Linked DNA regions of Homo sapiens: all the other regions are linked to region 2. A link is a contact called in ENCODE Hi-C data. All regions are on one chromosome and are shown on one strand. The core of a region is the stretch at or near the end of the contact, and the rest is flanking DNA. Distances in the headings are between cores, read along the strand shown. Region 1 holds the start of MKRN1 (makorin ring finger protein 1). Region 2 overlaps HIPK2 (homeodomain interacting protein kinase 2). Region 3 overlaps LOC107986854 (a long non-coding RNA gene).

Evidence for each region. A loop is a pair of places that touch in the nucleus more often than their neighbours do. Pooled maps may share reads with other maps.
Region 1: a map with no recorded cell type shows a loop between it and region 2 (4-fold over the local background). The contact joins the promoter of MKRN1 here to the enhancer-like site in region 2. A Hi-C loop is called at or near these places in 1 of 168 maps with a recorded cell type or tissue (sciatic nerve), 1 of 37 single-sample maps with no recorded cell type and 6 of 50 pooled maps.
Region 3: a map of naive thymus-derived CD4-positive, alpha-beta T cell shows a loop between it and region 2 (2.4-fold over the local background). The contact joins two enhancer-like sites. A Hi-C loop is called at or near these places in 4 of 168 maps with a recorded cell type or tissue (CD4-positive, alpha-beta T cell, CD4-positive, alpha-beta memory T cell and naive thymus-derived CD4-positive, alpha-beta T cell) and 9 of 50 pooled maps.

What each region holds. Positions count from the first base shown.
Region 1 is chr7:140,477,641-140,480,968 of GRCh38, reverse strand. MKRN1 (makorin ring finger protein 1) reads left to right here and starts at 1,464. Exons shown (of 8, transcript NM_013446.4): 1 at 1,464-1,809. The coding sequence starts at 1,625. RefSeq lists enhancers at 117-1,027, 1,358-2,198 and silencers at 1,334-1,443, 1,734-1,873, 2,154-2,233.
Region 2 is chr7:139,647,774-139,650,971 of GRCh38, reverse strand. All of the region lies in intron 2 of HIPK2 (homeodomain interacting protein kinase 2), which reads left to right. Among named protein-coding and RNA genes, the nearest start is that of CLEC2L, 130 kb to the right of the region's middle. RefSeq lists an enhancer at 1,357-1,626. Within about 2 kb of position 1,936, at least 20 of the 41 ENCODE cell types and tissues checked have a DNase peak (open chromatin) inside an H3K27ac peak, as active enhancers do.
Region 3 is chr7:140,238,410-140,241,786 of GRCh38, reverse strand. All of the region lies in intron 1 of LOC107986854 (a long non-coding RNA gene), which reads right to left. Among named protein-coding and RNA genes, the nearest start is that of KDM7A-DT, 63 kb to the right of the region's middle. Within about 2 kb of position 2,051, at least 3 of the 41 ENCODE cell types and tissues checked have a DNase peak (open chromatin) inside an H3K27ac peak, as active enhancers do.

The sequences.
Region 1 (3,328 bases), core at 215-2,714, 830 kb before region 2:
AGTAATCACTTCACTAGGTACATGTATATTAAAACAATGTTTTACACCTTAAATACATACAATTTTAAAGACGCATTAAAAAAAAAGCTAGGATATTCCAGACATATTTTGTTACTCATTATGTATTCACTGCAGTGTGAAAAGCACAATGCAAAGGGGTTTTTTTTTTTTTTTTTTTGCTTTTTGTTTTTTTTTTTTGAGATGGAGTCTAGCTTTGTCGCCCAGGCTGCAGTGCAGTGGCTAGAGTGCGGTGGCGCGATCTCGGCTCACTGCAAGCTTCGCCTCCCGGGTTCACTCCATTCTCCTGCCTCAGCCTCGGAGTAGCTGGGACTACAGGCGCCCGCCATCATGACCGGCTAATTTTTTTGTATTTTTTAGTAGAGACGGGGTTTCACCGTGTTAGCCAGGATGGTCTCAATCTCCTGACCTGGTGATCCGCCCCCCTCGGCCTCCCAAAGTGCTGGGATTACAGGCGTGAGCCACCGCGCCCGGCCAGTACAAAGGTTTTTAAACAGATTCTCATTTAACTTTCACAGCCATCTCTGAAGTAGGTACTATTATCTATTACTATTATTATTATTTTGAGACGGAATTTCATTCTGTCGCCCAAGCTGGAGTGCAGTGGCGCGATCTCGGCTCACTGCAACCTCCGCCTCCCGGGTTCAAGGAATTCTCCTGCCTCAGCCTCCTGAGTAACTGGGACTAGCCACTACACCCGGCTAATTTTTGTATTTTTAGTAAAGACGGGGTTTCACCACGTTGGCCAGGCTGATCTCGAACTCATGACCTCAGGTGATTCGCCTACCTCAGCCTCCCAAAGTGCTGGGATTACAGGCGTGAGCCACCGCGCCTGGCCTATTATTATTATTATTGTCGTTTTTACAGAGGAGAAAGCAGGAGCACCAAGAGGTAGGATAATTTGCTAGAAGACCCATGGCTTAGAAAGGGAAGCCTGGAGATAAGGGGACCAGCCCTCTAGAGCATTGCTCAGCCAAAATACTTGGCCAAGATCACATCTCTGATACCAGGAATGAGATAACCTTTATTAAGTGTTTACCATGTACCAGGCACTAAGCTCAGTGATTTCTAAGGACATCATATAATCCTCACAGCAACCATATGTGGGTCTGCTGTCATCCTTATTCGAGAGAGGCTGAAACGGAGGCTCAGATAGAACAAGTACCTAGCTCAAATATTACTAGAGAAATGGGAAAGTGCAGATTCAAACCCAGGTCTTCCGACTGCAAGTCCCTAGTCCCCAGCCCCAGCTCCACTATATCAGCCTCTGCTAGGAAGAAAGCCGCTAACTATGGACTTTCGTCGCCGGGGTTTCGAGCCTAGGACACACCTGTACAGACCCCCGTTTGCCCCGCCCCTTTCCGGAGGAGACGTCCCCTCCACCAATGAGCGGCGCCGTGGGCGGGCCGCGGGCGCGCATGCTCTGGGCCCGCAGTTGAAGTGGCGAGAGCGCTCAGATACGCGACGCGTAGCAGGCGGGGACCGAACGGGTGCCTCAGTGTCCTTCCCCTCCCCTCGCCTGGCCTCGCCGTCCTCTCCCCGCAGCCGGACCGGAACTATGTGATCCCGGAAGTTCCGGGGCCTTTGCTGTGTGGGATAAACAGTAATGGCGGAGGCTGCAACTCCCGGAACAACAGCCACAACATCAGGAGCAGGAGCGGCAGCGGCGACGGCGGCAGCAGCCTCCCCCACCCCGATCCCCACAGTCACCGCCCCGTCCCTGGGGGCGGGCGGAGGGGGCGGCGGCAGCGACGGCAGCGGCGGCGGCTGGACTAAACAGGTCACCTGCAGGTAGGACGTTGCGCGGCGGAGCGCCGGGCGCGGGGAGGGGGCCGCGGGCCAAGCCTGCGGCGCGGGAGGGAGGAGGGCGGCCGGCCTGCGGCTAGAGGCGCGGGAGGGCGGGGACCGGCGTTGTCTCGATCTCTGCAGCCCTCGCGGCCCCCGCTGCCGCCGCGTTCCCCCAGTCACTGCGTCAACCCCCGCTGGGCCGCGGAGCCCTCAGCGCTGTCCGCGGAGGCCTGGCGGTGCGCGATTACTGCGGAGCCGCGGGGCTGCACCGCCGCTTACACTTCCCTGAGCGCTGCCTGAGCTGGCTGCGAGCGCATCGGGGAGAGGTGGGCTGGCTCCTCCCCTGCCGCTGGAAGGATGCCCCCGCCGCTGCCTCCGGCTCCCGGGGCTCGGGAGGTGGTCACTTGAGGCCGGTCTCCCAGCGATCCTCTCCGGGCCTAGACACCCCGCCGAGGGCCCCAGCGAGCTTGCCTGGCTCCCGGCCCTCTCCTCTCTCCGTGCCATCCGTTTGTAACGTCTTTTCACGTCCCTCCGTCCCTCCGCCCCCCATCCTCCGCCCAACTGTGAGAAGAAGCTTTTGTATTTCTTCTTTGTATGTTTGTCGAGGTTGGCGGTGCTGAGCTTTGTCTTAGAAGCAGGCGTTCGGGGGCCGGGGTCGTCTTCTCCACCCGCGGTTTTTTTGAGCTGCAGATTATTACCCTCCCCCAGCGCTATGTTCCTCTTTTGAAATTTACGCATCTTCCGAAGGGAGTGAAAGGGCTCTTCGCTCCCGGAAGAGAGAGAGGTTTGGTTTTGGTTTGATATGCGAGACGAAAATATTAGAAAAATTAAGGGATGGCGGTTGTATGGATGTGTATGGTTGTAAAAAACTACCTAGCTCTACGCAGAAGAGGGCATTTAATTGTACGTTTTTTATTTTCCGGTTTTTAAATAGTGATCAGTAGCGACTGTAAGCTTTTCTTTTTCTATCAGTTGAATAAATCAACTGAAATGCCGGTTTTCACCTGGGTGGTATAATTTATATGCAAGTATGTAAAAATGATTCCTAATTAGAACTTGTAGTATTAAGGGTGAAATTTGAAACCTTCCCAGTCTTTGATGTGATACATTTATCCTGGCGACCTTCGAAGGTCTCTCAGCCTTTGATATGATACATTTAAGGTGTGAAGGATAAGCTTAATTATTTTACATAATGGGATGTAGAAAGCATAAACGCAATTTCAGGTCACTTGTCTTATTCATCGGTGGATTGTAAAAGTGGAATATTGCCAGGAATGATGATTTTAAAGTTTCTACTCATGGAGCAAATTATTTGAATATCTGTTTCCCTTTTACAATGCTACAGTTGATCTATATGTGCTAGTTACATCTTTTAAAAGATTGAAACCGGCCTGTCGGGGTGGCTAGGTCGGCGTGGTGGCTCACGCCTGTAATCCCAGCATTTTGGGAGGCTGAGGCGGGCGGATCGCCTGAGGTAAGGAGTTCGAGACCAGCCTGGCCAACATGGTGAAACCCTGTCTCT
Region 2 (3,198 bases), core at 687-3,186:
AGGAATTTGGGAGCAACATGACAGGACGATTCCCACTCCAGTTCTGTCATGAGGTGGCGGTGAGCTCTTAGCCCAGGCTGCAGTCACCCAAGGGCGTGACTGGGGCTGGAGGGTGTTCTTCCCAGGTGGGTCACCCTTGTGGCTGGCAAGCCAGAGCTGGCTGTTGGCCAGAGGCCTGGGTTCCATCCACGTGGATCTCTCCACAGGGCCATTGAGGGTCCTCTTCCAGAGTAAGTGATTCAAGGCAGAGCAAAAGCAGAAGCCACATGCCTTTTACAGCCTAGTCTCAGAAGCCACACATTGTCATTTCTGCGCTGTCTTATTGGTTACACAGGTTTGCCCTGCTCAGTGTGAGAGGAGACCACACCAGGGTGTTGACTTCCAGGAGAACTGGGTCCTCAGGGGCCATCTTAAGGGCTGGCTGTCACAGCTGTGATCACAACCCTCAGTCGGTCCCTTATGAACAAATGGTCCAACCCTGAGAATAGTTTAAAAAAAAAAAAAACCCGAAGGGAATAAAATATATGTCATAGTGATTTGCACCTAATATTCAGCCCACTTACTATTGTGTTCCCCAGATCAGCCTCAGAAATTAAATATCCTTTTTTTTTTTTTTTTTTTTGAGATGGAGTCTTGCTCTGTCGCCCAGGCTGGAGTGCAGTGGCACAATCTTGGCTCACTGCAACCTCTGCCTCCTGGGTTCAAGCGATTCTCTTGCCTCAGCTTCCTAAGTAGCTGAGATTACAGGTTCATGCTACCACACCCAGCTAATTTTTGTATTTTTAGTAGAGATGGAGTTTCACCATGTTGGCCAGGCTGGTCTTGATCTCCTGACCTCAGGTGATCTGCCTGCCTTGGCATCCCAAAGTGCTAGGATTACAGGCGTGAGCCACCATGCCTGGCCTAAATATCCTATTTTTATATCCCATCTTAGAACTGTCTTCCCTGAATGTATCTAAAGTCACTTTTTAAAAATATTTTTTAAAATCCTACCCATACCACCTCTTCAAGCGATAGACTGAGGTGTACCAAACAGAAGAACCCTTGCTTTTCAAGGGAACCCTTTCGCTTGCTGCTTACCCCTGTCTGCTTCCAGGGGTATTCCTAGGTCTCTCAGTTGCTCGAGCAACTAAACCTAACCAACTTCTCTACTAAACCTAACGTTTTGTAAAGATTTGAAAGGAAAATCACTCTGAACAAAGAGTAGTCCCTGCTTTGGTATACCAGTAGCACCTGTGAAGACAGGTGGCCCCAGAAGTTTTCTGGGACCCTCTGAATTGGTAGGAGAGGGGCACCAGTTAATCAGAGGCACAGACAGGGAGGAGCAGGGTTGCTCCTGTTCCTGCAGCAGTATCCATTTCTGGGACCCACTTTCCAAACCACCCCCCCGAATTCTAACAGCAGGAGACACACACACACACATACCCTCAGGCTCTACATCACCTCTGCCTCCTTCAAGACCACCCTTAATATTCATTTTAACCAGATTTTGCCTGAATAAAAACGTGAAGGGGAAGAAAAGGTGCCCCAGTGTGTTTTCCCCTAGGAAAATCCCTACTGGTAACTAGTCTTATTTGCTCAATAAACAAAATCTTAGGCTGGGAACTGAAGGTCAGCACAAGCAGCATCTGCGGGTGTGCACCGGGGCTCTGGGGCCCTGTAACATTTGCGCGTGTACCTGGGGGAAGGGGTGCTGCATCGGCCCGCCCCCCGCAGCCACCCGCCGCAGCAGTGGTCACCGAGTCAGGGTGTGGGGAGGTGGAAATGAAATGCATAATTCATAGGCCGCTGTGGTGTCCAGTCTGTGGGAGGGGTGGTAATTACAGAACTGAGAAATGAGGCTGCAGCGGGCAAGTCACCTCTAGGTTAGAGGCTGCTATGATAGATGGCCTGCATTGTTCTCTTTCTGACCTTTTTCTGAACTTCCCCTTAGAAGAACAGAGGAAATATGGTGCTGCCTTTTCCCATATTGTTTTTGAATAATACCTTCAGACGCCAGCTTTTAGAGTTTCTGTTCTTCCGTTTGGGGTTTTGCTTCCCCCTCCACCCGCCCAATGCCTTGCTTCTTTCCATAGAAAAATCGAATCACTAATGACTTTATCCTAGTATTAATGGTAAATACAGACTACACAAATATTTGTCCACACTGAACACAATACATACGGGGAAAGGAAAAAAAAAACCCGCAGCACCCTCTCCCTCCTTCTGCTCCGCCCTCCACTGCCAAGCAAGACAATCCCAAGAGCCGTCCTCCGTCCTCCGTAATGATGCAGACGGGGCTGATGAGAAGGGTGGGGGGCGTTGCTCGGTAGGAAGTGATGGAACCTAAGCTCTGGCTTGCAGAATAGAATCGTTTTAACCGGACGTGAAGGTGCAAGCAGGAATGATGCTCACTCCCATGTAAGCTATTGATGCTATCCCGGGGGGATAAAGTAACAAGGCTGGGGACTGTGTGCCGTATTCCCTTCATCAGCCTTTCCACTGTGTAACCCGAAAGCCGCAACGTCGTTTCCCTCCACGCTTCTCTCTGCCGCTAGTGATTTCCTGGTCTGAACTGTGACTCCCTAGTGATGGCCTGTAACTTTGGGTTCTGTGATCATCTGAAGTCTATCAACCTCTATATAGTCAGGGAAACCCAGAAGAGGGAAGAGGGAAGATTTCTGTTTGATTTTCACACAAGCAAGACTTACTAAAGAGTTAGGCAGAATTGTTCACTTAGCCTTCAATTCAAAATTGAATCTCAGGTTGAAACTTTGGGGTATGTGGGGTTGTTTTGTTTTTTGAAAAATGTACCCCTTTTGAGGCCAAATGAAAAGGAACTAGACAGTTCTGTGTCAGAGCCTTTCAGACTGGGGGTGGAATTTGGTTAGCTCCATTTAGCGGGTTAATGTTGATTGAACTCCTGCTGTGTGCATCACCACCCTGAGCTGTGTGGCAGCTGAGCACTTCCCTGGGAAGCAAATATAGGTTCTGTCTCCTCAAGGAACTTTTGATCTCTTGGGGGAATCCAGGACAAGCCTAAATACAACCATACAAAGACCTACTTACACAGCTGACACTACAGAGACAGGCCTGCCAGGCAGGCCCTCGCTGATTTCCAGTGATGCCACAAAACTTTTCTTCCTTGGCAAAAAAGAAACTAAGCTGTTCATACCAATGATCACTGTCATTCTTTCAAACATCTCACAGGTTTTTTTA
Region 3 (3,377 bases), core at 802-3,301, 590 kb before region 2:
ATTCTATCATCAATGCCTGTGGTCACTCAAAATTCAAAAGAAGGGGCCGGGGCATGGTGTCAGCCTGTAATGTCAGCACTTTGGGAGGCCAAGGTGAGCGGATCACTTGAGGTCAGGAGTTCGAGATCAGCCTGGCCAACATGGTGAAACCCCTTCTCTACCAAAAATATAAAAAATTAGCCCGGTGTGGTGGCAGGCACCTGTAATCCCAGCTACTTGAGAGGCTGAGGCAGGAGAATCGCTTGAACCCAGGAGGTGGAGATTGCAGTGAAGTCGAGATCACGCCACTGCACTCCAGCCCAGCCTGGGCGACACTCTCTCAAAAAAAAAAAAAAAAAATTCAAAAGATGTGAACTTCCAAAATGGAGACTGCACACATGCACACATCTACATACATGCACACACACATGCATGCACACCATACACGTACATACATGTGCACCCACAGGCGCACACATACCATACACATGTGCACACATGCCACATGCATGTACACACGAACCATGTACATGCACACATACCAAACACACACGTGCACATACAAGCCCTCATCTAGGCTGAGATTTAAAAGCCCTGCAGTTGGCTGAGCGCGGTGGCTCACGCCTGTAATCCCAGCACTTTGGGAGGCCAAGGTGGGCGGATCTCCTGAGATCGGGAGTTTGAGATCAGACTGACCAACACGGTGAGGGTCAGCCCATCCAGAGCGCAATGGTTATTAGCCTAGGTGTAACCGAAACCCTGTCTCTACTAGTAGACAGGTTTAGTAGAAACCCTGTCTCTACTAAAAATACAAAATTAGCTGGGCATGGTGGCGGGTGCCTGTAATCCCAGCCACTTGGGAGGCTGAGGCAGGAGCATTGCTTGAACCCGGGAGGTGGAGGCTGCAGTGAGCCGAGATCACACCATTGCACTCCAGCCTGGGCAACAAGAGGGAAACTCTGTCTCTAAATAAATAAATTAATTAAATAAATAAAAATAAAAGCCCTGCGCTGACTCCATTCCTCAGTAGTGATGATTCCCCAAAACACTACAGTTCACCCTCCATAAAAGGGGTTGTCCAAGCTTGGAGCTCTCTGGGTCTGGGGTTTCCCCTCAGTAAAGTGAGGAATGTGGACAAGGAAACTTCTAGGACCTCTTCCTGTGCTCCCACATCCTCTGGCCCTAAGGGCTGTTTTCAGCTCCCCACCCCCATATCCCAAAGGATCAAAGGAATGGAAACTTAAGGAATTGGACCTTAAGGCTGTGGTGTCTGGGCTGGAGTGGACGGTGCTTTGCCACACACCTCTGGCATATCATCCTACAGCAGTGTTTCTCTTTTAAAAGAAAAAATTATTGCGGTGGCTCAGGCCTGTCATCCCAGCATTTTAGTACAGCGAGGCAGGTGGATCACCTGAGGTCAGGCATTCAAGACCAGCCTGGCCAACATGGTGAAACCCCATCCCTACTAAAAATACAAAAATCAGCCGGGTGTGGTGGTGGGCGCCTGTAATCCCAGCTACTTGGGAGGCTGAGGCAGGAGAATTGCTTGAACCCGGGAGGCAGAGGTTGCAGTGAGCTGAAGATCATGCCATTGCACTCCAGCCTGGGCAACAGAGCGAGACTCCGTCTCAAAAAAAAAAAAATTATTATGGACCCCAAGCTGACGAAATCTTTAATATTACCCAAATATATGTGCATATTAAGACCTTGGTATGCAAAGTTTAACAATACAACACCTCGTATTGTTAGGTAGTCTATCATCAGAAAAGTCAAGCAGAAAGGAAGAGAGAAGTCAGGGTGTCACTCTGGGCCCCCAACTTCAGGAGTGTTTCCATCAAGGGCTGCATTTCCCCCCTTGACAAACCCACCATAGCTCTGGCTTTGCTGGGTGATCCCTGGGTGCAGGGAAGCCCGACCCCTCCTTCTGTCCCCATTCATAGAATCCTGGACTGGCTAGGGGCCTAGAGAGATCACTAAGCACTGCTGAAATGCAGAAGACCAACTTCTAGACACAGGCACCCCGCCCCCTCCTTCTCTCCCTCCAGCCTAGGGGTGGCAGTCACTTACTGCTGTTGTAAACCTCTGGGCTGCCTCACCCTCTACTTTTTGGATCTTTGGTTTATTTGTCCTGGGTCCTAGGAAGGAGGTGAGGCAGCACTTCCTAAGGACGGGGAGTGCAGATGGCATAGGCAAGATGCCCGCAGAGGCTGATCCAGGCATGTGCTCAGCACAGCAACTGTAAGAGGAGAGCAGGGCTGGGCCAAGGGAGAAGGTGAAATGTGATGCACTTGCCACCAAAGCCCGGCCCTCCATCCCATGACGAGTTACAAAGCCCTTCGGAGTTGTCCTGAGTGGAGGCAAGGGGCTGGGTTTTTGCACCCCACTCCCCATATCTCACCCCTACATGGTTCGGTTGAATTCAGGCTGCCCCGCAAGGAAGGAGCCACCCTTGGGCCAGGCAGCCCCCTTCAGGCAGGGCTATTCCTGGGAACAGACTGGCGGTGAGCTGTCAGCAGTTGTATCCCAAAGAAGAACCTGGGCAGAGGCTGCAGAGTCGGCCACAGCATCAAAGCCCAGCTCTGCTTACTACCTGCGTGACCTAGACCCAATTCCTCATCCTTGTTTAGCATGCAGTTCAGTTTCCCCATCTGTAAAACAGGGAGGCTGTGAAGATCAAATGAGACCATGTTCCCGTAGGGGACAAGAAGCCCGCCCCTGGCTGGCTTCCCTCTAGGGAGCTGCTGCCAATCCCTTTGGCCAGGATCCAGGACTCTGCTTCAGCCACCTGTATAAGGGGGCGGGGACCCTGTGTGATGAGGTCTGTGCCAAGGTGTGGCCTTCCCTCCCACATCCTACTCTCAGGGGGTGGATGGATCTTGCTCTTCTCACTGGCTCCTCCAGCTCTGGGGACAGAACAAGGACGGCGAACCAAGGTCCTCTTGGAGCCTGTCCTTCTGGCCTCCCTCATCCTCCCCACATGAGCACTGGCAGGTTGGGCCCAAGCATGGCCAGGGAAGGGAGAACCTCTGGATCCTGGAGTTCCGAGCCTCAGCTGTGCCATGCAGCCCAGAGCCCTGCCCCGAGTGGAGTGTCAGGCTCTGTGCCATTTGCCTTTATCCTCTGTGTGTGCCAATCCCCAGGAACCCCACAGGAAGGAAGGGGTGGAAGAGCTAGGGCAGAATTCTGGCATTCCTGGGTCCCCTAAATCCCACCTGCACTCTGAATGGTAGAAAAGATGGGAAGATATAAATAGAAAGCAGTGGGGGTGTGGGGGAAGGTCAGCAGCACCCCAGACTGCTTCAGGGCCCCTGGGGACACAAGGAAACCTGATGTGAGTTGGAAAAGGTCCCTCCTCCGGGTGGACGCACACCCATGATGTGCAGCTTAGCTCACAGATG